Linked DNA regions of Mus musculus: region 1 is linked to region 2. The links are chromatin loops, found by intact Hi-C in ENCODE. Cell type or tissue: left cerebral cortex. All regions are shown on one strand. Each heading gives the region's core, and the rest is flanking DNA. Links, peaks and the distances in the headings are about the cores only. Region 1 holds the start of Scn7a (sodium channel, voltage-gated, type VII, alpha). Region 2 overlaps Gm35265 (a long non-coding RNA gene).

Region 1 (16,434 bases), core at 3,088-11,087, 140 kb after region 2:
TTTCCATTTTTTATTAGGTATTTAGCTCATTTACATTTCCAATGCTATACCAAAAGTCCCCCTTACCCACCCACCCCCACTCCCCTACCCACCCACTCCCCCCCTTTGGCCCTGGCGTTCCCCTGTACCGGGGCACACAAAGTCTGCGTGTCCAATGGGCCTCTCTTTCCAGTGATGGCCGACTAGGCCATCTTTTGATACATATGCAGCTAGAGTCAAGAGCTCAGGGGTACTGGTTAGTTCATAATGTTGTTCCACCTATAGGGTTGAAGATCCCTTTAGCTCCTTGGGTACTTTCTCTAGCTCCTCCATTGGGAGCCCTGTGATCCATCCATTAGCTGACTGTGAGCATCCACTTCTGTGTTTGCTAGGCCCCGGCATAGTCTCACAAGAGACAGCTACATCTGGGTCCTTTCGATAAAATCTTGCTAGTATATGCAATGGTGTCAGCGTTTGGATGCTGATTATGGGGTGGATCCCTGGATATGGCAGTCTCTACATGGTCCATCCTTTCATCTCAGCTCCAAACTTTGTTTCTGTAACTCCTTCCATGGGTGTTTTGTTCCCACTTCTAAGGAGGGGCATAGTGTCCACACTTCAGTCTTCATTTTTCTTGAGTTTCATGTGTTTGATCAGAATTTTTAAGAGATTGTCAGCATGATAATTTTAGTTACACCATTATTTACCATGGGAATAATACAGAAGCAGCCTCTTTGTCTATCAACAGAAGAACTGGTAAATCAGATATATAAAATTCAGCCATAAAGAGAAAGGAAATTCAATTATTTACATTCCTTTTTTGTTAGATTATAATTCTTAAAATTTTAATTCAGGATGTTATGAATTATGAGTTACAAATATTGGTTTAATAAGTGAGGATGTGCCAACAAAGGCTTAAGAACAGACTTTATCACTGTTTTTAATGGGGTCTGCAACCCTATAGGAGGAACAACTATATGAGCTAACCAGTACCCCCACCCAGAGATGTGTCTCTAGATTCATATGTAGCAGAGTGGCCTAGTCGTCCATCAATGGGAAGAGAGGCCCTTGGTATTGCGAAGATCATATGCCCCAGTACAGGGGAATGCCAGGGCCGGAGTGGGTTGGGGAGCAGGGCGGGGGAAGGGTATAGGGGGCTTCGGGGATAGCATTTAAAATGTAAATGAAGAAAATATCTAATAAAAAAAAAGACAAATTTCACTTACAGTCTAGCAAACATAGATTTTACAATGCCTCAATTTTATAACTAGGATTCACTGTGTTTGAATATGTCTTGTATTGAAGGAAGAGGAATTAGAGTCACCAACATTCAGAGTGGCATAGTCAGCTTAATTATAAGAGCAGTGGCAGGACAAACTTTTGAATTGCTAAGAATTATTGTTCAGAAAGGTCCCAGAAACCACAGTATAACACACACTGTAGCCATTCCTTTCAGCTGCCACAAGAATTACATGGCAAGAGCCCATTGTAAAGCCACACACACATTGACTGTAGGACACAGAGAACTCACGCTCAAAATTAACTAGAAGCTTCCTGCCTGCTAAGTGATTTCATATTTGTGAAAGATGCTATACAGATAGCTGGAAGAGAGAAGTCATGAGGGGTCTTTCCCAGTGGTAGACTTTGAATGCTATTACACTGACTTGACAGGCAAGATCTGCCTACTGGTGCAGTAGTGGGAACTATTACTGAGTAGTCATCCCCTTACGGTTAGAATGGAGGTTTGTCTCACAAGAGGTAAGAAATACTTGATAGAAATGCCCATGGCTAGGTGGAACAACATTATGAACTAACCAGTACCCTGGAGCTCTTGACTCTAGCTGCATATGTATCAAAAGAAAGCCTAGTCGGCCATCATTGGAAAGAGAGGCCCATGGGACACGCAAACTATATATGCCCCAGTACAGGGGAACGCCAGGGCCAAAAAAATGGGAATGGGTGGGTAGGGAAGTGGGGGGGAGGGTATGCGGGACTTTTGCGATAGCATTGGAAATGTAATTGAGGAAAATATGTAATAAAAAATATTTAAAAAAAAAGAAATGCCCATGGCTACTTGGAGAGATAATATCCCCTTAGAGGGCACTTACTATTATGGTTTTGCTAAAGCAACATGATATAAAACTATCTTCAAAATATTGTTTATTACTACTATGGATGGGATGGTACTCTCATCCTTGACCAGAGAAGTGGCTTGTTTTTCAGTTAAATAGCAATGAATGCAGAATAGCTGCTTAAGGTGCAAAGAATAATAAATAATGACTGTCTATATCAGTGGTGATCAACCTTCCTAATGCTCTGATCCTTTCATAGAGTTTCTTATATTGTAGTGACCCCAACCATAAAACTATTTTCCTTTCTACTTCATACCTGTAATTTTGTGACTGTTAGAAAACATTATGTACATATTTTTAAAGATAGAGAATTGCCAAAGGGGTTGCAGCCCGTACGTTGAGAACACTGTTCTCTGGCCATGCCACCACAAATACAGTCTGTGCCACTTCAGAATAAGTGACAGAAAGGTCTTTGAAATTATGAACTCAGGAGGTGTGGTTTCCTCCACTGGGATTCACAAGATAGGGCCAGAAAACATTCAGTCCTGGCTGTTCTAGTCATTGGACGAAAAGATCTTCCCAACCTCAAAGGATCCATTATTACCACTGGGATGTGAGATCTCTCTAGTTGATATTGTATTACCCAGGAGATACAGAAAAGGGCCAAGACAGATAAAATGAGATATATTTTTATAAGTTAATTCAACATAAAGAAAGATATCATTGTAGCTGGGAATCTATTGGGTATTAATAGATGCTAGGAAAGTGGGATGTCTCCCTCCTCCCACCCAGTGGTAAGTTCTATTGGTGACTCCACCATGCTCCAGCAGATTGCTTTACACTATGCTTTACAGACAGAGCCCTAGTTAGATTTTTGTGAGTCAAAACATAAGATAAAAACCAAAACTAACTGAAACAAAATGCCATGACAATGGGAAGGAGAGCTGCCGGAAGGAGGGAGAACTGGTAGGAAAAGAAGGGGAATAAGAGAGTATAAAGGGAGGCGAGTATTCTCGGGATGCATTATATACATTTATGAAGCCATCAAAGATGAATCTTTATTTTTTAAAGAAGAAAAAAATACAATCTACGTTCAATACGAATTTGAATGTCTGCAAGAACACAGAGGGTATCAAGTCTGTGGAAGGTGGTTTCAACACAGTGAACTTTCATAACTACTCAGGCAATATAATTATGGGAGAACTCCAGGCACCAGGGTGAAAGCTGTTCATATGACCAATATCCATTTGAATGTTTCTATGCCAATTTCATGGTTCCCTAGGAAGGTCTACTACTGAGATTGTGAAATCTACCATGCTGTTCTTGTCTTCTCTACAAAACAAGCATGCTGGGGAAAAGCCAAAAGCTTTCGAAATTAAATATTCTTACAAGCCTAGTCTGTCAAACCTTTGACCAGAAACAGCTGGCCAGAGGCCATTTAAGACCTCAAAGGAGAGGAATGCTCTCTTGTCTCTGTTTGAGAAATAAAAAGGGATCCAGAAATGAATGTAGCTTGTACCATCCCCAGCAACCCTAAGATCTTTGGACAACAGTATTAGATGCCAACGGATCTATGCAATGTTTGTGAATCCAGAATGGGATATTTCCTGGAAGCCCAAAGAATTCTTGGGACTGCCTCTTTACTTCTCTAGATCATCCTGAGTCTGCCTGACATTTTAGGATCCCATAGTCCTCCCAAACCACTGTAGGCTTTCAAATATGAAAACTAAACATAATAGCTGCCCACCAATTTCAAATTGGAGAGCAACAACAGGGAAACTTTGAAATAAAACTGAGCTGAATGACAATGAATTCGTTTTTAATCTCACTTTGCACTGGGCAAAATCATGACCAACTTAGGCCTATATGGTCAAGGGAAGATAGAATCTATGGACCAGAGCCAAAGTGGCAACCTATAATCTGTGATTCAGACGGTGATGACTCTGTTGAACTGGAGAGCTTCACTCTTTATGTTTAAAACACAGAATATAGAATATTCCACTGGACACAGCTTATTCATTCAAGAACTATGCTACCCAAAGAATCAGCATCTGGTATTCTAGTTGGAAAGCAACATTCTAATTGTAGACATTTTAAGTCTGATTTTTTTTTATGAGCAGGACCCTATGTTTAACTTTTCTTTCAGTCAAGAACTTTGACACCTACACAATGAGATTGATACTCGACCCTGCTATGGAGCTATCCCCAGTTATTTTCAGCTATCATCAGCAGAGTGAGCTGAATCTACAAAGCTGGACCAACAACAGGAAGACTTTATTGTTTGGTATAGGAGAACAGAGTACAATAAGAGAGATCCTGGTTTATAAAGAAAGAAGCAGTAACCACATAAATATATGCAAATCAGAACCTTAACTGAGTCAAGAGATATGACAGAGCATATCCATAGCAACCATCATATGAAAGCGTTCTATTCAAAGCCAAAGGCTCCATCTTTCAATGTTTGGGAGGTAAGACTTTGCCTATCTGATGTTATATCACCCAGGAGATAAAGGAGAGAGGAAGGCTGATACAAGGGAAATGATGACTGTTTTACAAATTAAGCTCATGGGAAGAAAGAATCTTTGCTAACAGTCAGTGGAGGTTGGTAGGAGTTACAGATAGTCTCATGATCAGCATTAATATTGGCTTGTGAAAATAAAAGGCCAGAATCCCAAAAATGTAACAATAATTTAAGATATAGAGACAATGAATTTGTGAGAAAGCAATGAGGTGGGAATAAAAAGGGTAATGAGGTAAAAATGAGGTAAGCAAAGGGGGTAAGATACTGTAATTATATTATAATTTCAAAGATTAAATATATATTTGAAAGAATGTCTCTTGTGAACAAATGATTCTACCATAAATTCTGAAGACAAGGTTTAAATTGTGGTTAGAGAGAGTTGTGTGTGAATCTCTGGGTCCTGCTCTGACATGCAGAGCTTACTCCAGTGAGGGTTAGAATTGGAAGCATTAGCACAATTCTTATCCAAGGAAAGGCAGGATATTGACTTTCTATTCTCTCTCTCTCTCTCTCTCTCTCTCTCTCTCTCTCTGTCTGTCTGTCTGTCTTTATCCTGTGTATCTCTTATATGTGTGCACCAGAACTTGTGGTGGATGACTCTCCATTTCTAATCTGATAAGACATGCATCACCTCAGTTGAGAAATTTCAATCATAGCACATATCATACCTTGTCCATTTATTTGCTCCACAAGAACCAAGAGACAGAATGTCCAGTGCCCACATGTTTGGTTCTTACCCCACTTCTCCAGGTGAGATTGATAAGCAGCTGGACAGGTCCCTAACATATCATCCAAGGCTAGATAACCCCTATTTCATAGTCTCATGACCAATTTCAGTTAATTCTGTGATTTTAGATATACCCATGAGTAAAGGGGAGCTCAGGTTGCCCTATGCAGAACTGTAAGACTGAATAATGAATATCCGAAACCAAGGATTTTTAATGCCTAAACTTGATTGAATCCATATTAATAATTATATCAAATAAATTCCAAATGGTCTACTTGCTGTGTTTAATATTTTTAACTCATAAAGTAAGGCCATATACCAAAAGCAAAATTTGAAATTAAAAAGAGATAAAGGATAGATCATATTTACAGTAGACCTAAGAGAGCTATAATATGAGTTGTACACCATTTAGAAGGATGAACTCTTACAGGTTATACTATCCTTTCAAGGGTATGCATGATGAGAGGCATAATCAACTTTCTCTTACTCGTGTAATTCTAGAACAGTTTGTCTAAAGACCCCATCTTTCCATATGGATGCTACAGTTCAAATGGGAGTCACACTGGTAAATTAGGGAAAATGCAATAGTTACACAAATGATTACTTTCATAATACAATTCACATAGTCTGTATTAGTTCTCAGCAGGAATTAGTTAAATGTCATTTTTAAAAGTCAGGAGAACAAATTATGATGACGTTAAGAATATATTAACAATTCATATTGTTACACCAAATGCAAATGAAGTATTATAATTCTAAATTCCCCAAATTTTACGGCTGGGATTCTAGTTCAATTAGTAGATAGCCCAACAATTCGTCCAATTATTACTCAGAATATGAAAGTAGGAGGGTAACTGTAAAGTGAGTGAAAGAAGCCCACAGAAGAGGAAAGGGGCTTTTATTTCTTATGGATCTTGGCTGTACTACTTGTAAAAGTAGCAGCTGATAATAGCACCTAAGGGCTAGTCATGGCAGGCAAGGTGCCAGGATTCTGAACACTCCACAGCAGGTTCCTTCTACTGTGCTTTATATTCTCTCTAAACGCCTACCAAAATACTTTCACCCTTCTATTTCAGTTTTTCCTGACCAAAATCCACATGGCACATTGAACAAGTCCATCAGCTGAGACGATTATATGGATCCAGCATTAGCACTGCTCTGATAATTTTGTAAGTGTTGGAGGTATCACAACCAGAATAGCATCATCCGAAAGGAAAAAGACGTCTAGAAGCAACGAACGTGCTTGAGAGATCACATAATACAGCAAATAAAATGTAAGCCATGTTGAATCAAATACTGTCAAACTCCAATCTGCTCAAGAGAGACACACCAATTCCAATAGCATTCCTCATCTGTTTTAATACTGAGGTTGGCACTTCAAAAGTTCCACTCTTGAATGTGCAATATTACCCAAAATACAGAGTCTGAATTCCTTAATAGTATAGTCCAACTCTCATAACCTGCTTCATCTGTTCTGACCATCACTTCCTAGGGAGTTCTAGAAATTTTACAGAAACAGATTATCTCTTGGTTTCAGTTTACCTGGGTGATATACCTAACCACACATGCAAAGCAAGCACCCACCTTGCAACTGTTAGTTCAGGTCTAGATATTACTGTTCTTTTTGATTCTCAAACATTTCCCAAAGATTGTACACGGGGTGGGGCGGGTGAAATGGGACGGAAAAGCGGGGTACAGCCATGAGCTATCCCCAATCCTGGAATTGTCACTAAAAGATAAAAAAAAAAATGTACTTACTTGCTGTCAAATGCTAGTCTTCACTAAAACTCCAGCAAGAACCCCAGATGCAAGGCTCACGAGAGCCCTTTGCTCTCCTGGGCTTGTCTTCTCAGATCTCTACTACGGAGGTTGTTGCAATGTGGTTGCGGTCCACTGCTGCTTCCAGCTAAACACTCAGCCACCAGGCTAGCTCCACAGACCCAGAGACCACCTACAGACAGATGCCTAGCAAGCCTTGTAGCTGTTTTTGTTTCCTTTCCCTTCCTGCCTCTCTTCTCTTGGCCACTCCCCCACCCTCATCTCCAGGCCAGTCTGTGACTCTAGAAGCTAGATAAGCGTGGGCGGCTGATATTGACAGAGACCCAGCTGCAGAGGCAATAACAGCTTCAGCAGTGGCTTTGCATTCCCCTGCTCCCTGGGAAGGATCCAGTCGGTCAAGGGGGATTAGGATTTTGTGAAGAGAGGAGAGAGCTGGGCAAAGACATGAAAGGTCTAAAATGTGGGAGAACAGCAAAAGCAGGATGACGCTAAATTGTGTGTTTGTATGCCACTGAGTGTGTAGAAAAAGGGAGGGAAGTATATTAAGGGGAGGATGGCAAACGCAGGGTCCTGATCTGCAGAAAGCTTTCCCTACACTGGTCTGGCTGCCCAGTAGAACACATGGGGCTAAAATGTCAGCCTGCACTGTCAGCCTTCAGGATGGGAACTGGACATTGCAGTGGATGCTGTTCTGTGCAGGTGTGCAACTGCTTAGGAGGTACTTTATTGGAAGACAAAAACCATTGCATATTTGTGTCATACTCTAGCCACTGGAAGATAAGTGAGGCACAGAGGAGACTGTTATTGTTCTTTTAAAAAATCGGCATGTTCTACATCTAGAATGTGTTCTGAGGGGTTTAGGGAAGATGTGTTTGTTTGTTTGTTTGTTTGTTTTCTGAGATGGAGCAGAGGTTTTGAAACAACATAGACCATTCATTGTATAATCCTATTTTGTCCAGGATTTATTAAAACTATGGTTTGTTAAAAATCAGCATATGTCCATGAATAAAAAAATATTTTACAGAATTTAATCTAGTACTATTATCAAATCTAAAAATAAAAGTAACAATTTTGCAATGCCAAATATCCACTTGACTTCTTTCTCAAAGATGGTACATGGATTTCCAGTTTTTCTTGCCCACATTTTGTAGTGTTATTACAAATGCAATTCTTAGTGTGCAAAGTATTGTCTTGGGGGCAATCTGCCATGCTTACCAACACAATCCTATCTATCTTTTATTATTTCCAACCACAAATATTTTGTAAAACATTCTCAAAGCTAGGCAAATATCATATGGAAAAATTACTATAGCAGTGTGTGTGTGTGTGTGTGTGTGTGTGTGTGTGTGTGTGTGTGTGTGTATTTGTGTGTGTGCATGTGTGTGTGTGTGCATGTGCGTGTGTGTGTGAATGCTTGTGTGTGTATAACTTTAAAATTGGTTTAAATGGAGTTATCCTATAGTGGGAGGAGAATTGCCTTCCATGGGCATCAGATGTTTTCCTAATGCAGAATGCCAGCTACTGGTTACCAATTTTTAAGTTGTCCATCAAGTCTCACAGACACAATTTCCAACATTATACACAATTGTTATTCCTCTTGGTTGCCCTTAAGAAACTCTTGTAGACCCTGTTCCTGAAGATGCTGTATACTTGAGTCATAGAATGGGGATATAAATCTAACATTCACCTGAAAATTTTGTCCTTATTGGATAGCTTTCATAGTGCTAGAGAGTCCTATATAAAATCTCCAGCCCTGACAAGATATACCCACTATTGCATTGTGACACAAATGTTATTATAATCTCTAATCACTTACTGATTGGACCTACAGCCCACTCTACAAGACCGAACTTAAACCTCACATTGTTAACTGGGTCCCAAACCAGTACCCAACTAGATCACAGTTGCTAAGGAAGAACATTTTTGTTTTATTATGTTGAATGAACTCTAGGTTTTAAATTATCTTTTTTAAATTAGTGAATTTCACAACCTTCTTCAAACAAGTTTATTTATTAAATAGAGTTATTCTGCGACAAACAATTGGGCAACACAAAGAATATGGGATGCTTAGTCCTAAAAAGGATATATCACACCCTCTCCTCTCAAGGCCCAGGAATCATTATGGGAGAAGGAAATAAATACATGAGCCAGGAGTACAGGACATCTACAGTGAAACAGTATTTGCCAAGGCATGGGTAGACTCTGGCACAAATGAATGCTCAGCAGTGTGGCTGCATGCGCAAGACTGGTATAAAAGAAAGACAAACAAAATCCAGGTACAGGTCAGGGTAGAGCTCAAATATCCTACCTCTATCTGAGCAGCTATTGGTGACTTAGAAATCTGGGGAAAGACCCCTGAATGATTGTCTTGTACCTACACTCATTAGCAGTGCTAAATGGACCTAGGGGGTTAACAACAACTAAGGGGCATATAGAATTTGGAGGGAAAATGGTTGGAGGGAGGAAGCTTAGAAATTGAAGGGAGGCAATAAGCTGTGAGCTTGGACAAATTAAAATTTGTGTGACATTCTTAAGCAATACCTACCAGATGTCTCAAACATGTAATACGTTGTTTGAAAGGAGTACTGACAAGAACAATCTTACATACTGTGTGAGCAAACAGGCAGCTGCCAACTCACGATCTGAGAAGTGAGGTGCAGAGGAGAGCCTTCAGACTGGGTTTACATCGCAAGGTAGAAAGTTTGGTTTAGAAGCAGTATATTTAAATTAAATTATTTTAAAACAAATATTCTGCTAACACTGTTAGATAATGGAATTTGCTGAAACATTCCTACAATCATTATTTTCCAAGGAGTGAACTAAACTGTCTCTCTGTTTTTCTCAAGCAGAAAGATATGTAGAAGGTGGACCCTACTTTATACATCTTGCTTTGGACCTTGTCTAGTCTTGTCCACAATATAATATCATATAATATAATAATTGAATATTTTATTGTATTTTCTAAACTGTTTTATCTTCTGCACAATCCAAATTACAGAAGCTGTGCACTTATTATTCTTCTGGCTCATCAAGAAAAACATACTCTTTTAAACAGCCATTTGACCTGGGATCACTATTTTTCTTATAGCCTGTGTAAACAGGGGATGTTTATTCTAACACCAACAGATCAGTATCAGAAGTGCAGATGGATCTGGACTTCGTTTTTATCTATATAACCACCCCAGAATTTACATAGGCCTGAGTAAATATAAACACAGTAAAATATCAAACTATTCTACCAAACACACGTATATCCGTTTTTAAAACTACACCTTGGGCTTCACATGTACTCTGTTCAGTTTATCTTAACACACACACACACATATGTATGTATGTATATATATTTGAGACTATAAATTTGAGAGAGAGCATCAGGGAGGTGCATAGAAAGAGTTGGAGGGAAGAAAAGAATAATATGATGTAATTATGTTTAATTTAAAAATACATCTAAAAATAATTTATTTTGTGATTGGTAGTATCTTCTCTATCCAAACTCTTGCTGCCACTTTTTTTTTTAAGATTTATTTATTTGTTATATGTAAGTACACTGTAGCTGTCTTCAGACACTCCAGAAGAGGGAGTCAGATCTCCTTACAGATGGTTGTGAGCCACCATGTGGTTGCTGGGATTTGAACTCGGGACCTTTGGAAGAGCAGTCAGGTGCTCTTACCCACTGAGCCATTTCACCAGCCCTTGCTGCCACTTTTAACAGCCTTTACATCCATGTGCAGAAGAGACTCAACTGAAGAATTCTAAGGTTTATCTCTAATAGGGAATTCTCTTCTCCATACCACATCAGATAGAGAGTCTCAAAATCACTTTTTTGCTCCTGACCTTGGTTTCTTCTCAGAGATGGAGGTACCATGCATTTTGGACAAAGAACTTGGAGGATATGAGCTGATCTTACCTGAAAGCTTCCTCCCTGAAGATTAGTTTTTATGTTTATTAGAAGATCCTATGAAAGCCACCAAAGAGGAAATAACACATACTCCTGCTCAGCTGTGATGCTTATGAACCAGGACAAAGACCAGTATGTTACGATATCCCTAAGTGTACAGTGGAGCAATCTTGCCTGGATTTGCAGCAATAGCTATTTTGTTGAATTTAAACCCCTTTCACTAGGAGAGAAACTGTATCTGGAAGTGGAAACCTAGTCAACTACTCAGTGCTAGTGATGTCATGGATGGAAAAAACAAAAACAAAAACAAAAACAAAAAACTTGTTCCACACTTTACTAAACCAGAATAATTCCTAACTATACTCTAAAAATTTATCCTTATACCCACAGAGAAAATTATCCCATAATCCTCATTGAAGGAGACACTCTTTGGAGTAGACAGAAACTTACAGAAATCCAAAACTCATTAAAAGGAAGAGAACAGCTGATTGTGGGGTTCCAATCCCCAATGGATACAACTACAATGCAACTAACTTCGACCTAAAATTCAGGGATTATCCTAGAAGGAGTTGGGAAAGATTGTAATATCCAGAAGACCAGAAGGTCTCCTTTGAGATCAAATATCCTAGAACCAACAAAGAAGCTACATTTATGATAACTCAACAATATGGAAGCTTAAACCAATCCTGAAAGTGGCAACTCCAATAGACATTCTATTTTGGAGGAGAAAATCTTACTGGGGCCCAACCCTCTGACAAGGACTTGTCCACAGCTATGAACTTCTGAAAACAGGAAAAGTAGTCTTCCTAGGGGAAACCCTCTTAATTAACTGTCCAATATGAAGTAGTTAGCCCGTATGCAATCATGCATATAGTGTTTTAGCAGGTTGTATATGTGCATGCATTTACTGAGAATCTCCTGGCCTGGAGAGAGTTAAAAGGAGACACAGAGTAGAAGTCTGGTGGGGCTCTAAGACTGATGGTCTCTGGATGTTCTAGCTCTCCAACTATACTGAATGTTGATGGTAATGTCTAAAGAGCCCTAAAACCTTTCTTGCTCATTCTGAGGGTTAAAAGCCACTGGTTTAGAGGATTAACACCTCTAGCCTAACAGCAGGGGTGAGTGTGGGTGGGCGGAATAAAGTAATGTAGCCTTTGCTCTATCACCACAGGAATTGTATGGCTCTAACTTGCAGCTTGCTAGTTGAAGTCTTAGGAAGAAAAAGGGACACTTCGAAAACCTGTTTTAGCTTTTATTTCTAAGTTGTAAAATGTTTCTGATGAAATCTCTCTAAAAGGGGAAAAGCAGAATGATCATAACTATCCTAAGTGAAACAAGGAAAATTCACACTCCTCTCTTGTACATGATCACATGGTAAAATGATCATCACAAGTGTACACATAAATTCAAATCATAAATTGAACAAAAAGTTTACAACAGTGAATGCTTGCATGCATATCCATTAGGAGTAATTATCTGGGTAAACATTCATCACCTGTCACCGTTCCACAGGTTCATGGAGATTTAGAAAATATATATAACTAAGTTATTAGTGAAGTTTTGTATAGCTAAAGAGCAACCAAAGAGAAATACTTGACGGAGATGCAGAAAGTAGAACAGGTCTGTATGGTTGATAGGAATGTAAGTTCATGCTGTAATTGTGGAAAAGGATATGGAAGTTATAAAGCTAAAAATAGTGTTATAATACAATGTAACAGTATTTCTCAGTAAAATTTCAAAGGAATTGAAGTTGCGACATCAAAAAGATAGCTGTACTTTTATTTCTCTTTTTAAAAAATACAATTTATTTATTTATTATTTAGAAGTACACTGTAGCTGTCTTCAGACACACAAGTGGAGGGTATCAGATCTCATTACAGATGGTTGTGAGCCACCATGTGGTTGCTGGGATTTGAACTCTGGTCCTCTGGAAGAGCAGTCAGCACTCTTAATCGCTGAGCCATCTCACCAGCCCCCGTACTTTCATTTCTTAACTACAGGGTCCACCAACACACCTGTGAGTAAAGAAATGGAATATGCACACACTAGAATACTATAGGACCATATGAAATGTGAATTCTGTGATTTGCAAAAGCATGAAAGGTTGCTTGTAATGGGACAGGAACTAAGCCACACCCAGAAAAGCAGATGCTCTAATGATCTTATTTCTGTGTAGGAGCATCCAAATGGACGTTAGACAGGTGAATTGTGGCTGGAGATGGGGGAAGAAGATGGAGATTCCAGCCAAAGTGTACAGCTATTTTAATTACGCTGAGGGAATAAGCTTTGGTGACACTGTGTACGATCTGCTAACCACATAAAGGAAATATTATCACATGTGTCAAAACTACCCAGCACATATTTTTAAAATTATCACCACACATAATAACATTGGTGAGGGATGGATATGTTAATTAGTTTGACTATTTTCACAGTGCATTCAGATGTCAAAACACCACAGTGTGGCTCACAAACATACCCAATTATTTGTTGTGTCAATTAACAATACAAGAATGAAGCTGTTTCTTCAACATGACTTTGTAGGTAGATGCTCTGCATAATCAGCATCCTTTCCTTTTTTAAATGTTTTTTATTAGATATTTTCTTCATTTATATTTCACGTTATCCCCTTTCCTAGTTTAGTCTCTGAAAATCCCCTATACCCTCCCCATCTCCCTGTTCCCTATCCTTTCTTTATCTTTGCTAAGGGATGATAAGGAACACGTATGGCTTTTGGACTGTTGTCAAAACCAGAACAATAGCTTTTAAGGATGAATAAATTATAAATCATACTGTAGAAGCAGGTCTTCCTGAGGGTTGGCATTTTGTGTATCCTTTAATTTTAGAATGTGGGAGGTTGAACCCAGGTCCTCGCTTATGCTATACCAAGCACTATAACATGGAGCTACATGGCCTACCCCAGACTTTATAATTCTTCTCAATTCACATGGATTTTTCTCTAATGCTAATTGATTCTTCAGGTGTACGTTGACATATCACTAGAAAAGTCGTCAATAGTTAAAGTCTTTACACACAAAGACAGTGTTGCTTTCTTATCAGGCTTTATATATAGAGACTTCTATAAACAACACTATAAATTTGAGTTCCTTGGCATTGCTTCAAGAAAACCTTATCATAGTCTTCAGTCTTGTCTTTTGTTTTGTAGTTGTTGGGATGTGGCCCTGGTTGCTGAGTAAAACTGGAAAAGTTTGACACTCAGAGAACCCAACATAAACAGCCTTAGCATATCTTAGATTCTCAGATATGAAAGACAGCCTACTACTAATGCTAGTTGTTTGAGTAGCCTTATAATAGTTGTGGTGAAACATTAACCATAGGTCAAAAAAGATTTTAAATTAATTTTATTTTCTTGGGATTCCTGGGATATATAGGCAATAAACACATTATCTCAGTTTGAGTTTCCAAAATTCTTCTAAATAGAGACATAATCACTAAAGAAAATTAGAAGAAATTTAAATTAAATATTTTAGTTTAGAAAAGATACTAAACACTTAAAGTGGGGATTTCTACTCATACAGGATTTTTTGAGCTGTTTCATACATTCCTTGGTTTTATAATACCATCTTAATCCTAGGAATCAGACTATAAAACCTATTAGCCTGTCTGAAATTCATGTTCAAAATGTTCCTAACCACAATTCATTCCAGTTTCAATTACATCTTCATCAGCCACCTGCAAGTACTTCCCAGACAGGCTTGGGAGAGGCCCAGGGGACTCAAAATGATAAAAATAAAATAAAAACCATAATTGGTAAGTTTCAGCTTGTTGTCACTTACTGGAAGTTATTTTTTTCACTGCCTGTGTTCGTGTGAAATTGTTAATATGTTTATACCATGTATATGAATCAGATTTCAGCACTATAATCTCTTAACATAAGAGTAACTAAAAACCAGCAGAGTTTGTGTCTCTCAAACAGAATTTGTGGAGAGCCACAGTGTTCCAAAGAATTTGGCTCACTCAAACTTGTTAACTCTTTGTACTTTGGGATCTATTACTGCTTCCAGGATGTCTAATGAATGTACTAGCTAAAACATCTGAATGCAATTATTTATTTCACATAACTTGGAATTTTCAGGTGATGAGTTCAGATAGATCAGTATAGTAATAGGTTTTCATTAGTCTTGTAAAGTGATTAGTTTTCCAAATATTTATTTTATTTTACTTATTTATCATTGCATGAATGTATGTACACCACACAAACACACACACACACACACACACACACACACACACACACACACACATAAAAACACATATACAAACACATACACAAACACACACACACTCCCACAAAGGCAGAGCAGGAGACAACTGGCTGAAGGCAGATTTTTTTCTGCATCAGCTTTTGGGATAAGAATCCTCGTCATCAACTTTGGTCCCAAGTATGTTTTCTCACTGAACCATTTTACGGGATCCATTTCTTTCTTTTCTACCACTTTGTTTTTGGTTAAATAAAATTATCAGTTGAAGTCTATTTCGCTATTAAAAGTGTCAAGGCAAAGACTACAAATATCTTGACTCCTAAGGACATTTCCTGTGAAACTATAAAAGATCTACAACACTGATTCCAGTTAGACATAGTGGAGCACACCAGACTAATGATAAATGACCCAGTCAAGGAAAAGAAAAGCAACTTCAAATTCACTATCTGTAGAAAGTGATACTGGTGAGAATCAAGTTATCTTTCTTTTTTTTAACAATTATATATCTTTCTGAAGATATTTGGTCACAATGCAACTGTGAACCTGGACAAGACAAATAGAACATTCTCTGAGAATCTTAGGTCAGCTGAGCTTCAATTCCAACATACTCTGCAGCTCTTCTCACATTCAATTTAAAATGAAAAATAGACACTCTAGAAGTTTTGCATCATAAAATTTTTGAATCTGATATAATAATCACAATCAAAGATAAAGGTTTGACTGAAAACACCACTTGGGTAATGTTGGAAATTAAAAAGAAAAAATTGTCCTTTGGTACAATTTCTCCCTTAGGCCTGAGGACTTATTTGTCATGTTCTGAATTTTACTAGGCCAATTCTAAGGTCTTCCTTTTATGTGCATGACCTAGACCACACTCTAAACCCAACAACATTATCACTTGATGTCTGTAAGAAGGAAGGTGAATCACCCAAATGCATTGGACGAAATTCTCAAGAAGTAATGCAAATATGAGTAAAGGAAAGGTCAACTAATCCCCAGATCAACAGAAAATAAAGCACCTCACCCCCAAGATCAGCTCCTCCAACCATCATACACTTGCATAGTGCATAGAGCATGCAAATTCTACTTCTCATGACAAAATTAGAGCCCCTGCTGAATTGAAGAATGTCTTCAGGATAACAGGAAAAAAATCATATAAGTAAATGTACTGAAAGAACTGACTCAGTGGACATAAAAACAGTAAAGTTCATAAGGAAATATAAATGACAGATGTC
Region 2 (16,434 bases), core at 4,368-12,367:
CTCTGCTGGTGTTGTATGTGTCAGTGTTTCAGATTTCAGCAGTTAGAAGAGATGTGAGGTTGTATCTCAGTTATGCTGTTGACAACAGTGGTATGATCTGCATCTCCACAACCATGGTGCAGTGTGGTGTCAGCAAAGTTCTCTGACATGTTCTTAAATCAGGTTAATGTGTTCTTGTATTCTAAGAGTTCTTGGTACATTGCAGCTAATGTTCCCTTATGTGTTTTGGAACTATTTCATTCAGGTTGTGGGTTTGTCTAATCATATTTTCTAACAAACACTGGCTTTTTCATAGTAGAAAAGCTTATTATAAACAAGGTATAAATTATCAATTCATTCTTTCATGTATTTATGCCTTTTCCTTACAACTAAAGTATGACCATGTCAACTGGATTGCCTATTTCTTTCTCACTTTTCTGTTTAAAGCATCCATTAACAGCACACTCTTCCCAGGGCACATCAGCTCTCTAAGAGTTTGCTAAAGACAAAATATTCTTTTGTTTGTCTAAGGAATTTGATGAAATATTTTTGATGATTTTTCATAAAGGCATGGTGAACATAATTCATTATTTTTTCTTAATTCTTTTCATTTTTCAACTCTTTATTTAATTTACCATTTTCTGTTTCTCAACTATCCTGTAATATGTTACTATTAACCTATATTATGTGATTCTTACATTTTTGTCAGCCATATGATTTTTGTCTGTTTAAACATGAAGACCATCTCCTTGAATATTCTTTTGAGTATAACAGTGTACACTGATTATTTGACACTCAGAGTGGCATCCCATGCAGACATTGTGGAGAATACCTTAGACAAAGTTTGGGTTAAGTTTGAATTATGAAAGGCAGAGTACACCTGGTTGATCAGCTAGTGACCACTAAGTTACTAAGAATTTTAAAATCCGCTCATCTGTGATTCTGTTAGAAAAATGTGAGGTGTCTATGTGTATAAATTAGTATCTATCATGCACACACATGAAAAATTAGAAAGTAAGTGTACTTTTGTGATAATATTGTTTTAATATAGAAATAACAGTACTATTAAAAATAAAATACAAATGCTAGACAATTACTGTAACAATAGGTTGTATACAAGACTGTCAATATTATTATTTAAGGAGGACAGATGAGGTAGAAAGTTGCTTTTGTGGAAGTGAAAAAATAAACAACAATTATTGTTTTGTTGCTGAGTGGATATATATACAAAGCAAAGTGTATTAGTGTTCTCTAGAGTCACAGAACTTATGGAATGTCTCTATAAAGGGAATTTATTGTAATGACTGTAGTCCAACTAACCCAACAATAGGCAGCTGTAGATGGGAAATCCAAGAATCTACATGTTCCCCCTTTCCATGAGGCTAGTTGTTTCAGTTCATCTTCTGTCTAAGCTGGAATCTTGAAGACGTACGTTCCAACAGATATGCTGGCAAGTAAGTGCAAACAGGCAAAGAGTGAGTCTTCCAACGTCTTTATGTAGGACTCCAGCAGAAGATGTTGCCCAGATTAAAGGTGTGTACCACCACACCTGAATATGGAACTTACTTTGTCCCAGGCTGACCTTGAACTCAAAGATCAGCTTGCCTCAGCTTCTTGAAATTAAAGGTGTGTACTACCTTGCCTAGGCCTAAGCTTTTCATGGCAACTATGCCTCAAGATTTCCATGTCAAGATCAGGGTAGGAGCCTGAGTCTTCTAATCTCAAGATCTGGATTAAAGGTGTGCCCTTCATTTCTGGGCTGTAGTTCATTCCAGATGTAGTCTAGTTGACAACTAGGAATAGCCATTGAACAAAGCAGAACATGGTGATTTTATTTAGCATTTTACATGAGATTCATTGATGGATGTCAGACATAAGCTGCTGATATGTTAAACTAGACAAATAATACAAATTATAACAACTAAGGAAAAGTAGGACCCCAGCTGTGTTAGCATCTAGTGTTTTGTGGTCTAGTTTAACATGGTGTCCATTTCTTGATTCCTGTCAAGAAAGTAAATATGCTTTGCTTTTTCACGCAGTTAATATTTAGATAGTATAAACATTTCTTAATTGCTCAGTATGAATTTTTCACATACATAGGGCCAATTAGAGATGACTCCTTCAGGCACGTTTTTGATAACCCCAATGACCTTCCAGTAGAGTAGTTTTAGATGAAAAATACTATTACCAATGCTGTATCTTGCACAAAGAAGTCTCAAGCTAAACAAAAGGGGAAATTACACAAATCATTAGTTTTCAGACATCATGAAACATAATACACAAGATGGATCTGCTTATTCTTAGAAGGTAGTTTCCAAGCCACTGCTCAGAAGTAAGGGACCACCAAATGAAGGAAGAAAGTAGCAAGTTGAGCTTGTCTTAGCAGATAGAAGTGATATGACAGAACACCAGGAGGAGGAAGCCTACCTGGCACACCAGAGATCAGGAGCCCAGTGCCCTGGAAGCTTTGACTGATCTAAAATTACACGAGAACAGCAATAATCAAGGCAAAAGGCAGAACTAGCATTAAGCAGCAGCAGGTTAAGAAATCCCCATATACCACCAAGAGGTGGTGATGTTTTATATTCTTCTTTTCAAAGGGAAAAAGAAAATCCCCATTACAAGAGAAATACTGGGTCAGTTCCTAAGAAGGGTTTAACCTTAAAAGCGAGAATCGTTGCAAGCTGATGTACTGAACCTGACATTTAAAAGCAAGTCTTAAAAGGAACCAACTAATTTTGATTTACTTACAAGGTAGCTAGGATAATATCCAACATTAAAATGCATCTAATAATGTGAAATTCACATTGACCAGCATCCAATAATATACAAAATTTGCCATCTGTACAGAGAAGTGAATATGAGCCAAGGCCATTACAAACATCAGTAGATAGGAATAGATCCAGAAACAAACAAAACACTGTTACCAAGGTAAGGACATAAAATTCTGCAATATGTCTCCTTTCTACAATAAAAGAAAATATGGACATCATGACAGGAGAGCAAGAAAACAGAACAAAAGAAAAATGAAACCAGGCGTGATGGTGCAGCCCAGATAGTAAAAGGCTAGTTGTGCATGGCATGGAGTGTGGGGTCAATCTTCAACAATACAGAAATTGGGCATGGTAGAACACACCCATATTTCCCTGACTTGGCAGACAGAAGGCAGATGATTAGAAGTTCAAGGTCACCCATTAGGGAATGTAATGAGCTCCAAGGCCAGTCTCAGATCTATGTGATACCATCTTATAAAATCAATGAATTCTCGAGAAAGAGGATACATTGATCTCAATATTTCTGTATTTGCAGTATCTGGCTCAAGAGTTCTTCATAAATTTCTGACTTAAGTGAAGCCAAGGTTTCTGACACAAACCCAGTGATCCAAATTTTAGATGTATGGCTGTGAACTTGCTTGAAAGCTCTTACATTGTAAGTATTAAATTTATTTATTTATAATTATATAATTATATTTTATAAGCATATTTTGATCATGTCCTTTCCCATTCCCCATCTCTTCACAGGTCACTCCCAACTACCTACCCATCCCCAAACCAAAAACCAAATACAACCCATGAAAAGAAAGCTAAAACAAAAAGCTCAAACGACTAATAACAAAACAAAAAATGAAGCAAACAAACAAACAGAAATGAAACAAAAAGCTCTGAGGGGAAAAAATAATGGAATTTATTTTGTTTTGACTAACTACTTTTAGATGTGCACACTGCCCTGGTGTGGTTGATATGCACAGTGATTTTCTTTTTTGCATTGCATATCAATTGCAAATGTGTTCTTGGTTAGGGATGGGACCCTGAGTCCAATTCCCACTCTCAGTACTGGGACTTCACCTGGCTTGAACTTATACAGGTCCTGTGCACGCTGTCACAGTCTCTGTGAGTTCATATGGGTGTTGGTCTTGTATCTTGAAGACATTGTGTCCCTCTTGTCAACCATCACTTCTGGCTCCTACAATCTTTCTACCTCCTCTTCCACAGAGATTGCTAAGCCTCCAGGGAAGGGGTTTGATGATTTCTATGATGACATCTCATTTAGGAAAGAGAGCTTCAGTGTCTCTCAGTCTCTTCACAATTTCCAGTTGTGGACTTCTGTGTTAATTACCATCCTATCAGCTGCAAGGAGGAATTTCTCTGATTTGAGCTGAGGGAATGGCTGACTTATAGGTATATCTGTATGTCACTGGGAGTCATTTTATTGCTAAGTATGAAGTTTATCATTTAAATAACCCACAGCACAATTTCCTATGATTTAATAACAATTGAATCTTTAATATCATGAGTTTTTCAAATTTGTAGATCTATGTGATTGTGGGTTTAATTTTGGTATATATTTAGTTTTAATGTAATTAAAAAACTACATTTACATTATGCTCTGCATTTTAACATAAGAATCAAACTTAAATAGCTGGGAAAAGGACTTAAAAAGAAACACAGTCTCTGTTTCTCTTGATCATTCTTCAGCCCCTCATAGGACTAGCGATCAAATTTAGGAGTAAATACCCTATCAGCCTATCAGATTTATTTAAAGCAGAATGTAATTATAATGTTGGAGAGAAGATCACACATTTAACTTGGAACCTGTTTTGGTGACGTTTAAATAAACTTATTTGCCACCAGAGCTTTCTAAGAATGTGCCATTTGATGAATAGTAAATTATAGCATATAATAAAATAATAATGCATGAGTGGTTAGAGTATTTTCATACAAATATTCAGAAAAGTGGAGCTATCCAGATGGACCAGCAGATACAGTGGGGACCTGGGTTATGTCTCCTCAAACTCACTTGGCAAAGAAAAGAACTGGATTGGAAATTTTGTCTTCTGAACCTCATATACACACCATGAAGCATATGTATGTCCACTAATCAAGACTCACACACTAGCTTTTAGTTTTGTTTACAGAGATTATTGATAAAAGTACTGGACTTTAATTCATGTTCCCAAAGGATCCCTTAGGAGCTCTTGAGTTGATGCTGCCTTTTTCTTTCTTTCTTTCTTTCTTTCTTTCTTTCTTTCTTTCTTTCTTTCTTTCTTTCTTTCTTTCTTTCTTTCTTTCCTTCCTTCCTTCCTTCCTTCCTTCCTTCCTTCCTTCCTTCCTTCCTTCCTTCCTTTCTCTCTTTCCTGTAATGAGAAGCTAATTACTATGTGCCTTGTGAGATGTGCCAGGTAACAGCCTTTATGTGCATCTTCCAGATGTGCTGAAAATTGGGTAAAAATATTCTCCTGTTAAAAATACTACCACATAGCTGCTAGTCAGATACCAAGGTCCAATAGCCCTACCAATGCTTTAGTGCCATAGCTAGAAGCATAAGTGTCTCCTCTTTAAACTTATTTGCTTCCACATATTCTTGTTAGAGTCATACTACAAGTGAATGATCATATTCAAGGAAGAACTGAATTAGAAATCAAGAAACAACTATACTTTTCAAAAGTGTTTCTACTAAACTGGCTAGAATAAAATCTTTTTAGGTTCTTCACTGATATGTAATATCGACCCCTTTGAGACTCAACCCTTTTGTCAAAGATGATGAGACATGATGCCCATTTATTAACAAGGACAGAGAAGACAGTTTCCTGCTAATTCTCACAGAGAAAAAGCAGAACATAGCTTGGATGAACAGTTTCAGCAAAAACCAAGAAGAGAGATGCCCAGAGATCCTACCCTGAACTCCATGTAAGTTCCTAAATAATAATAATAAAAAAAAATTGCAGAGAAATGTAGATGACTAGTGGATGACTGGTACCAGAAGCCAAGTCTGAAGAGACATGTGGTAGGGAGACAGAGTCCAGTATTCTTGGACCTTTCATATTCATGGAAGTCATCAACTGAAAGTTCAGCTTGAGGTCAGCAGAATGAAAAGAGTTTACTTGGAACAAAGTCAGGTGGCCACCTGAACATCACAGATTCTATTTATCTAGTACAGAGCCTTTGCACTGAGGTGGTAGTGTGGTTTATGAACAAGGTATGGAAGAAGAAGGAATGGAGAAGGATGGGGGTTAGCAACTGTAAAGTAACAGTCAAAATCGCGTTGGTCAGTACAAGTAACGACTGGTTTGATCATTAGCTATTTCTGTTCCAGAGCCATGGTGAGAAAAAAAGGCATTCTCTTCTAAGGTATTCATTCCTCTAAAGGCATTACTATGTTGTACAAGGAAGTTAGCTGAAGCTATTGAGGAAGGTGAAATTAATCAGATATTGAGACTTTGGAACCTGGGAAGCTAGAACCATTGGCTGGCAACTGAGGTTTATCAGGCCTGACAGGAGTCAGAACCTCTCTATATTTTTGTCTTCCTGTCAGTCAGTGTTCCAACAGTTTAGTTTAACTTCGTAGAGTCAGTCAACCTAAATGGAGCCAGTCTTTTAAGGAGCTAGGAGACAAGTATGATTTTGTAGATATGAAAGAATGCATATACCAAATCCAAGCAGATTAGTGATTTCATTTTCCTGATAAGGCAGTCAGAGAGATGGAACAGCAAAAATACAACAAAAAACAAAACAGAAAAACAAAACAAAAAGCCCAAACCAAACCAAACCACCACCACCACCACCACCACCACTACTACCATCACCACCACCACCACTACCATCACCACCACCAACAACAACAACAAAAAACCAAAACCCTCTAAGGAATGTTAGGATCTGGTTATCTCATGATCCATTCAGAGTGAGCTTGACTATTACGTCATTTGAAACTGGTCTGTTTGGGAATTTTGGTGGTTGTTTCCCAGAGGTCAGAGTTTCCTGAAGCTAACTCCTTGTGCTTAACTTCATTTTAATTCTTAGTAACTGGAATTATTTTTATAAATGTTGTTGAATTATTTTCTTCCATACAATAAGTCTTGCAGACATCTTTTCCCCCTCCCCACCCCATCTCTACCCCAGGTGGTATTCTTAAAGCAGAAGAACTTAAACTTAATAGTCTCTCTTGAAGGCACAATTATGGAGAGGCAAGCTATCTACTGACTTAGACAGCTTGATTCTGGAACATGCACTTAGTAGTAGGTTATGTTATTGCTATAGGGAAGTTTGCTATTCTGTCTCTTTAAGTACAATGTATGCATCCAGACAATACTACCTGAATTGAAAATAGAATTTGATATCTTTAGAAGAACAAAGTAAACTATAAATACATAAACGTGTCATCAGCTCATTTATTCACAAATATACCTGTTGACTGAAGTTAAATATGTCAAAGAAAATTACACAGTAGAATGTGGTGTGCAGAGTACCTAAGCCATTTCCTGGTTCTCAATTGTCTCTGATGGGTCCCTTAATGTCTATTTATTTTAGTTCTTTCCTATATAAATGGGAACACTTGTGATAAATTATATCAAGGTATTTTATTCCTTAGCTCTTTTTTCTTTTTATTAATATATGCAACATTCTGAATTAAAGTAAAATTAAGTAAAATTTCACTGAACTGTGATTTGGTAGAAGTTAAAAGATGTCATGAGAAGATACTTAATAGAACGGAGGTCATAGAAATGAATAAGACCTTGACTTTAGAGGACATGATCAGAAGTATTTTGCTACTAATGTAAATAATCATATACATATAGCATACAATATACAACATATATATGTATTTATATACATATATGAAAATAGATTGTTTAATTACTATGACATCTTATAGTATAAACACATCAAATGTTATATACATACATATACAGACTTCATATACAGACTTACAATTCTTACTTGTCAATTAAAAATCAAACAGAACAGAAATCCTAGCAACCCAAACTTACGTGATATATTTCAGTAGTTAGGTAAACATTCAAAAAATTACTGCAAGCTAACATTTTTCAATCATACGTAAATGTGCCAAACTCAAAATTCTACAGTATTTATTTTGAATTCATGTTCAAACTTTCCTTCGTCATCTTTGATAAACATTGCACTTACTGCCACCTGGTGTTCAAAAGATGTAGACTGGTATAGGTTGAGTTACCAGCCTGAACAGTAATGCTTGGCTATTCAGCCTCACACTCATCTTTATCAAATCAAGAAAAAGCCCATAAAAAACACGGAACCCTTTTTGTGTTTGGCCATTACTACTGGCATGGGGACGTCCATGGAGTCTTGTGGATATACCCAAGGTCATTCTATTGTAGAAAACTGATTTCCTCTTTCCCAGCAGTGTGGGTAGGGAGATAGAGAAGATCTAGGAGAAGTCGAGGGAAGGGAAAAAATATGATAAAAATATATTGCATACAAATTTTAACAAAAACATATTAAAATCCATCTTTAAATGACATAAAGACAATCTTTCGACGATATATGAGTAATGTATCAGGAAATATACTTTGGCTTATCGATTTCACATATCTGACTTAAATATTGTTCTTTCTATCTCTTTGTCTCTTCCTGCCCTCCCCCCTGTAAAAACTACCTCTGAACTCCACCAATTGAACTGCCATAAACTCTACTGCCTTGCACTGCCACTCAACTTACTGACTCAACTAAACTTGCTGACTAGAACTCAGAGATCTACTGGCCTTTATTGTCAGAGCTGGGATTAAAGGTATGTATCACTATGCTTGGACCTAACATTTTTCTTTACTTGAAACTTGGTCTATTCTAGGCTGGCCTTAAACTAAGAGATCTGCTTGCCCCAGGTCTCCTGGAAATAAAGGCGTGTCTGTATTCCAGCTGGATCACAGAGACCTAGAAGGTCTTTGGGTGTGATTCCTTGCCAGAGCAGCTGTATTGCTGGATGAAAATACCTCTAACGATGAAAGAAAATTAAAAATGAGGATGGACAGGTATGAGATAGATTCAATGGGCAGACAGGTAGGGAAGATATAGAACAAAGTAGATTCCCAGGATAGGATGAGTGTTTGAGGAGAGAGACGAGAAGGGATAGTGGCATCCTTGGGAAAAGACTCATTCCTTGGGAAGGTTTCCTCACTCTCTATGCTGTTTCCCAAAGTTAGGACTTCAAAACCTCTTGAGTAAGTGTTTGAACATATTTCCAAGTGAGACCAGGTTTGAACTATTGATCTCTCCATGCTCCAAGCAATAAAACTATCGGTTTCTACCCCTAATTGAACTCTGCTGGTTACTGCTCTTGAGTGAAAAAGCGAAGACCCTGAGTCACAAGTGAAGGCAGAGAAGCACAGAGCATTTGAGGAGGGTACGTTTTGATGAGCTGTAGAAAGTAGCAATGAGTGCTACTGAAAATATTTGTATCTTCTATTTTTACTTAACTTTAATTATCATCTCAAATATATAAGAAAAAGAATAGCACGGCTCACACCTAGAAAATAAAAGAGATGGATGGATGGCAGGCAGTTCAAGTCAGCAGTTCCTATCTAAGCAAACAGAAAGGAGAGCAGACCAGAACAAACATTCTTTCCTAAAATTTCTCTCTCCCCTCTACATCTTTTCTTCTCTTCATCTCCCACCTTTTATCCTTCTTTCCTTCAGTTGAAATATTTACACTAAATATGTCTCATTTATTACTTCTATTTCATATATTACTGATATCTATCTCTGCTCCCACTATTTTAGCTTCAGTGGCTTAAATTTTGTCTGGACCACAGAAACAGCTTCCACACTGTGATGTTCAGTTTGCTCTTGAGCTTTCCTGAGACACTTGGCCTTATAGCCACACTTGACCACCTCATTTTGAAGACTGTATATACCAAATTTTCTAAACCCTTTTTGATGTCTTAGATTCCCATCCTGCACGGTCCCATTATGCCTGAAATTCCCTTTAATGAACAGTGTGTCCCATTTTATTATAAATGTAGGTTGAGTGCCAACAAAGACTTCTCAGAAAAAGAGACACTTAATCTGGACCAGAGAGGATGTGTCTTAGTCAGAGTTTCTATTTCTGCATAAAACATCATGACCAAGAAGCAAGTTGGGGAGGAAAGAAATTATTCAGCTTACACTTTCACATTGCTGTTCATCACCAAAGAAAGTCAGGACCGGAACTCACACAACTCAGGAATCTGGAGGCAGAAGCTGATGCAGAGGCCATGGAGGGGTGCTGCTTACTGGCTCGCTTCCTCTGGCTTGCTCAGTTTGATTTCTTATAGAACCCAAGGCTACCAGCCCAGGGATGGCTCTATTCACAAGAAACCCTCCCCCATTGATCACTAATTGAGAAAATGCCTTACAGCTGGATCTCACAGGAAGGCTCCTTTGTCTGTGATAACTCCAGTTGTGTCAAATTGACCTGTAAAACCAGCCAGTAAAGGATGTTTAAAACTTCAGTGTCTGAGTCTGCATGAGAAATTTCCAGCAAAAGGGGGCATTGTGTGCAATGACAAATTCTTTTGTGAATTTTCAGAGCACCTCAGTTCTGTGTCTATGGTAGGATGTACTTGAGAAGATGAGAGGAGATGAGAGAAGATGAAGTTCAGTGTTGTCATAAACGGATTCGAAGATTACCTGCCAAATTGTCAGTACTTTTTTGAAAAAGGGAGGTATGTCAAATGTTTCAAAAACACATGTCACCATCACACTTTATTTTTAGAAGCATCATTCCTATTGTGAAAGAAAATTACCGCCACGTGTGCTGGTGGGTGCATATCATCCCAACCTTCAGGAAGCTTGGACTGGAAGGCCTATGAGGTTAAGACTAGTATGGGCTGCACAGAAAGTCCCAGACCGACCGCTTTGAACTGAGACTTTTCTAAAATAAGATGAAATTAGTTCGTGAGAAAACTAAATACGAAGAAATCAGTCATGTGAAAATCAGTCATGTGAAGATTAAACAGAATGGTAAAGAGTCATAGATTGTTTAAGCATATTAGAGAGGCAAAGGGCATGCAGGACTCACACAGGAGAACAGTCAGGAGTAACCAGTACAAGCCAGTATACAAGCTGTGATGATAGTTTCTGTTGGGGTCACTGCACAAACCACCCAGACACTGATCATAGCCAAATAGTATTGGTTTATTGAATGCTACATCCTAAGACTGATTGATCAGGGCTGCAGACTCGACTTGGGAGATGGCTGTGATGCCCAGCTAGAATCCTATGGAGTTTTTAAGCCACAAACATCTGTGTCTAATTATTTCACCAATCGGGATTTAGGGATACAGAACTTCTTCAGGAACATGTCTTTATTGTACACTTATCCTGCCCCCATTGGTTGGGGTATTCAACAGTGGCAGGGGACTTGCCTTGACTAACTTTTATATCTTAACTTTCCAACCAGGGTGTCAATTACCAATTACATGTCTTGGCCAAGAAGGATGTCAGTTCCCAGGGATGTCTTGAGAACTTAAACTTTACTGGATACCTACTCAAAATGTAAGTCTTAATCCAAATAGTTTCTTATATTGGTACAGGTGACTCTCTTATTTTGGGGTCCAACCCAGAGGCAGCTTAGAAAAGCAAAAACTATAAAAACTCATACACAGGTGCAGGAAGTGCTGCATGGTAGTTGGTTCAGTTCCAAGTTTATCATGACTAACTACACAAAGCAGTCCCAACTGACTTCTATTATGATTTGTTTCCAAGAACACCAAAGCACAGAACATAACAGAATATGTAATCAACTGGGGCATGAGAAAATTTCCCAGTAACAGCAGAAACAGCATTTGAGAAAGTTTCCTTATGACATTAGTAAAAACACAAAAGCACAAAATGCCAGGTTAGACATGTAACAGTTACCTAGGCTTTAAATTTCTACTTAGGCTTGCATCCCACCTGGGCCTTAAGTGTGGAGCTGAGACAAAAGGATGGACCATCTAGAGACTGCCATATCCAGGGATCCATCCCATAATTAGCCTCCAAATGATGACACCATTGCATACACTAGCAAGGGTTTGCTGAAAGGACCCTGATATAGCTGTCTCTTGTGAGACTAGGCTGGGTCCTAGCAAACACATAAGTGGATGCTCACAGCCAGCTATTGGATGGATCACAGGGCCCCCAATGGAGGAGCTAGAGAAAGTATCCAAGGAGCTAAAGAGATCTGCAACCCTGTAGGTGCAACAACATTATGAACTAACCAGTACCCCGGAGCTCTTGACTCTAGCTGCATATAAAACATGGTCTAGTCGGCCATCACTGGAAAGAGAGGCCCATTGGACAGGCAAACTTTATATGCCCCAGTACAGGGGAACGCCAGGGCCAAAAAATGGGAATGGGTGGGTAGGGAAGTGGGGGGGATTATGGGGGACTTTTGGGATAGCATTGGAAATGTAACTGAGGAAAATATGTAATAAAAAAATTGTAAAAAACAAAACAAAACAAAACAAAACAAAAAAACAACAACAACAAAAAAACAGTTTCCCTAACAAACCTTTCCTTATTCAGAACAAGAGAAGATTGACAAGGAAGTAGATTTAATAAAGGAAAATGATGTGTAAAGTTTTATACGTACTGTTTGAGTTGTTATTTGACAGACAAGTTCAAATATTTGGGGGATAATCAAATATGTATAATACAGTGTCAGTAAAATTAACGTGCTTTATGGTTTAAAGTTCCATTATATATTATAAAACATAAAGTTTTAACACAAATACATAAAACACAGTGTTGTTATAAAAACTGCACTTTTAACAGAAAAAAAATTTCTTTCTGGCATTCCCTGTGATTTTAAAAATTAAGTTGCAATCCCACTATATGTGTAATATGTAATACAAAATATATATTATATATTAACCTTTGTTTCTTCTTTCTCTCTTTCTTTCTCTCTTTCTCTCTCTCTTTCTCTCTCTCTTTCTTTCTTTCTTTCTTTCTTTCTTTCTTTCTTTCTTTCTTTCTTTCTTTCTTTCTTTCTTTCCAAGACAGTGATTCTCTGTGTATGTACCCTGTGTTCTGGAACTAGTTCGGTTAACCAGGCTGGCCTTAGACTTACATAGATCTACCTAACTCTGGCTCCCAAATATTGGAATTAAAGGTGCGTATCACCATCACCAGGCTACAATCATTTTCTAGATCTACACTTGTTAATTTAGAGACTCATATTTAATAGCTGTGCATAGAGAGGAGAGAAAGCATCCAGTGGATATTGGGTTATAGAAAACTGAGCTCTTTTGTACTTCCTCTTGGGGAACAATGGCTTCATCAAGTCAGAAGCAGTATGGATATTGATGGCTTATATCTGAGATCCTGTTTGAGAGCTTCTCTAGCTTGAAGGTAGCTGCCTCATATAAGATTGTAATTCTTCACTATTGCATATGCCAGCAAGATTTTGCTGAAAGGACCCTGATATAGCTGTCTCATGTGAGGCTATTCCAGTGCCTGGCAAATACAGAAGTGGATGCTCACAGTCATCTATTGGATGGAACACAGGGCCCCCAATGGAGGAGCTAGAGAAAGTACCCAAGGAGTTGAAGGGGTCTGCAACCCTATAGGTGGAACAACAATATGAACTAACCAATACCCCCAGAGCTCATGTCTCTAGCTGCATATGTAGTAGAAGATGGCCTAGTTGGCCATCATTGGGAAGAGAGGCCCCTTTGTCTTGCAAACTTTATATGCCCCAGTACAGGGGAACACCAGGGCCAAGTAGTGGGAATGGGTGGGTAGGGGAACGGGGTGGGGAGAGGGTATAGGAGACTTTTGAGATAGCATTTGAAATGTAAACGAAGAAAATATTTAATAAAAAATTGAAAAAAAGATTATATTGAAAAAAAAAAGATTGCAGTTCTTCAGCAGAGGCAGTCCACATCTAATGAACAATTCACACCTGAATGTCCTAATTTTTTGCTTGGACCACCTGAGTCCCTGGAGAAAGGTATTCAACTCCTCTATGATTGAAGCTAGAAAGTATTTTCCAGTGAAATACCACAGCAACCTTTTGGCTTGACATCTCTGCAACAGAAGCCAATCTGCATTGCTCACAATGCTGAGCAAATAGAGTCAGTTTCCTCCTGTTCAATTATTACAGGAAAACGGCAGGCATTTTGAGGAAAACTGTCTGCAGTCTCTAGAATTTGGCATTACCTCTGACTCTTCAATTAAAGGAAGAAAGACAGAACTGGAGGCCAAAAAATGAATTGGCTAATTGATAGTATCTTAGGAGCATGGGAAGGAGACAGGAAGAGCCTTCCAAGCAATGGAGCTGGCTGTAGTAAGGCTCTGGATTATTGATTTACACTGTTGGGAACTCAGAAGTTGAGATGGAGGGAAAACACCTCATAAGACCGGTACCCCCTTTAGGCGAGCATTGTCTTCAGAGTGTCTGGAGACCCTGTTACTTTTTGTGTTACGCCTCACTTTCTCATGTGATTACAGCCTGTGGTATATTATGACTTAATACAGGCCACCAGAGACATATAGACTAAGACTTAATGGACACAATCTCTTTTACTAACCTTTTGTCCACTGACCCATGTTAAGGGATGCAACACTGCTCAGCAAGCCGGGGAGGAGAGAAGGGACAGAATAGTGGTACAAGGCTGGGATGATTAACACTGGCTCATTGTAGCTGTATTGATCTACTTTATAAGTTGTGGGAGACTATCTGTTCCCAGGAAGTGATTTACATTATCACATCACATTGACAAAATCAGTTAAGTCTCAGGAATTCAAAACAAAATGTCTCAGTTTTGGACAACTTATTCTCTTTAACATTTTTCTGTCAGTCATTTGTCTTTATTAATAAATTGGCTTTGTAATGTAACTGATAATAATCTGCAAAATCATGTGATTGTTTTTGGTTTATTCTCAGCATATAAATTATTATATCACACAAAATGTAATAATATTTATGGTGTGTAATGAAGAATATTCATTATTATTATTATTATTACATAAATGCTAAAAATCAAATTTGGAGTTCTTAAAATGCAAGGTAAATTCTATATAACAGACAAATCTCAGACCAAAGAATATAATTTTTTAAATTAATTATTTATTTACACCCTAAGTATTGCCTACTTCCTGGTACCCCCTGCATCTCCCCTCCACTTTACCTCTGAGAGGTTGCTCCCGCCTCCAGGCATCCCACTTCCTACAGGATTAGGCACCTCCTCTCCCACTGAGACCAGACAAGGCAGCCCTCTGCCATGTATGTGCCTGGGGCCTCGGATCAGCTCATGTACGCTCTTTAGTTGGTGGCTTAGCCTCTGGAATATTCCAGGGGTTCAGCTTAGTTGACTCTGTTGGTTTTCCTATGGGGTTGCCATCCCCTTCAGTTCCTTTAATCCTTCCGGAACTCTTTCATAGGAGTCCCTGACCTCAGTCTAATGGTTGTCTGTATCTGCTTCTGTCTCAGTTAGCTGCTGGGGCACTCAGAGGATGGTTGTGCTAGGCTCCTGACTGCAACCACAACATGGCATCAGTAATAGTGTCAGGGTTTGGTGCCATCTAGGGATGGATCCCAAATTGGCCGAAGTCACCCCCACTGAGTCCTGGGAGCCTCTCCCTTCCCAAGTCTCTGCGACTTTCTAGAGTTTTGTTCCACCCCCACCCCTCATCCCTGGCAGCTGCATATTTCCATTCATTCTCCTGGTCCTCTGGGCTTTTCTTCTGTTTCCTCCCCACACCTGATCCTGTTCCCCTGCTCCCTGCCCCCTCGCACTCATGTCTCTCCATTCCTCTGCCTCCCACGATTACTTTGTTCTCCCTTCTAAGTGGGATTGAAGCATTCTCACTTGGTCTGTCCTTCTTGTTTAACTTCTTAGGGTCTGTGGGGTGTAGTGTATTATGGCTAATATTCATCCACTTATCAGTGAGTACATAGCATGCATGTCCTTTGGGTTTGGGTTACCTCACCCAGGATGATATTTTCAAAGAGAAAGTGAAGGGAGTCTTTGCTTTAGTGGCAGGGGACATTTATCAAATGCGTGGTCACTAGAGTTATTGAAATATTCTAAGCTCTAGTTCTCTCCTCATCATGAGAACGGTAACATCTGATGAATTTGACTCCGTTAGGATTAAGTAAAACTATATCCATATAAATATCTGAGAATGCCAAATGGGACCAGTAGTTAATGTTCAATGTTAAATACATGAGTGAATATGTAGCTGTGTTCTTTTGAATGTTTATAGTTTCCCAGACATTAGCACACACCCCCACTAATCCTCATTACAATGTAGGTGCCATCCATTTGTATCATCCTATTGAACATATCTGATATGGGCTTATCTTAAATAAACAAAATATGTCTAATTAAAAGTTGCAGGAAATCAACAAGTATGCTGCACAAATAAAAGATTCCAGAGCTAAGGTTTTAATGTTGGCTACTGCTTCTGAGAATCTATTCCTTGAGGATGCTTTGCCACCACTATTGAGCAGAAGGTAATTAAAATTAACCACAGAAAAGAAAAAGGGAGAGTGTGAAAGGGGACAGAAGGGAGAGAGATTAAAAGCCAGGGCAGTGCCGATGTTCTCTATGGAATCTTCTGCACCTGAGATTCTCTCTTCCATCTCTTGTATTCTGTTGCTGATGCTCGCGTCTATGGTCCCAGATTTCTTTCCTAGGGTTTCTATCTCCAGCGTTGCCTCACTTTGGGTTTTCTT

What was found. A loop is a pair of places that touch in the nucleus more often than their neighbours do. Peaks named below come from ENCODE experiments on the same cell type or tissue, not always from the same donor. Only the 100,000 strongest peaks of a DNase experiment are listed, where the experiment ranks them.
Region 1: a loop joins it to region 2, with 2.2 times the contacts of the local background. A loop is called at or near these places in 2 of 42 quality-filtered maps.

The regions. Positions count from the first base shown.
Region 1 is chr2:66,777,653-66,794,086 of GRCm38, forward strand. Scn7a (sodium channel, voltage-gated, type VII, alpha) reads right to left here and starts at 7,258. Exons shown (of 25, transcript NM_009135.2): 1 at 7,058-7,258. In left cerebral cortex, for the core only: no CTCF peak of the experiment used is centred there; DNase peaks (open chromatin) are centred at 6,325 and 7,345.
Region 2 is chr2:66,636,644-66,653,077 of GRCm38, forward strand. Gm35265 (a long non-coding RNA gene) reads left to right here. Exons shown (of 7, transcript XR_374598.4): 2 at 3,289-3,408; 3 at 5,462-5,666; 4 at 8,479-8,523; 5 at 10,300-10,435; 6 at 11,173-11,267; 7 at 12,756-14,611. Among named protein-coding and RNA genes, the nearest start is that of Scn9a, 9.9 kb to the left of the region's middle. In left cerebral cortex, for the core only: a CTCF peak has its summit at 7,919 (motif pointing left); a DNase peak (open chromatin) is centred at 7,928.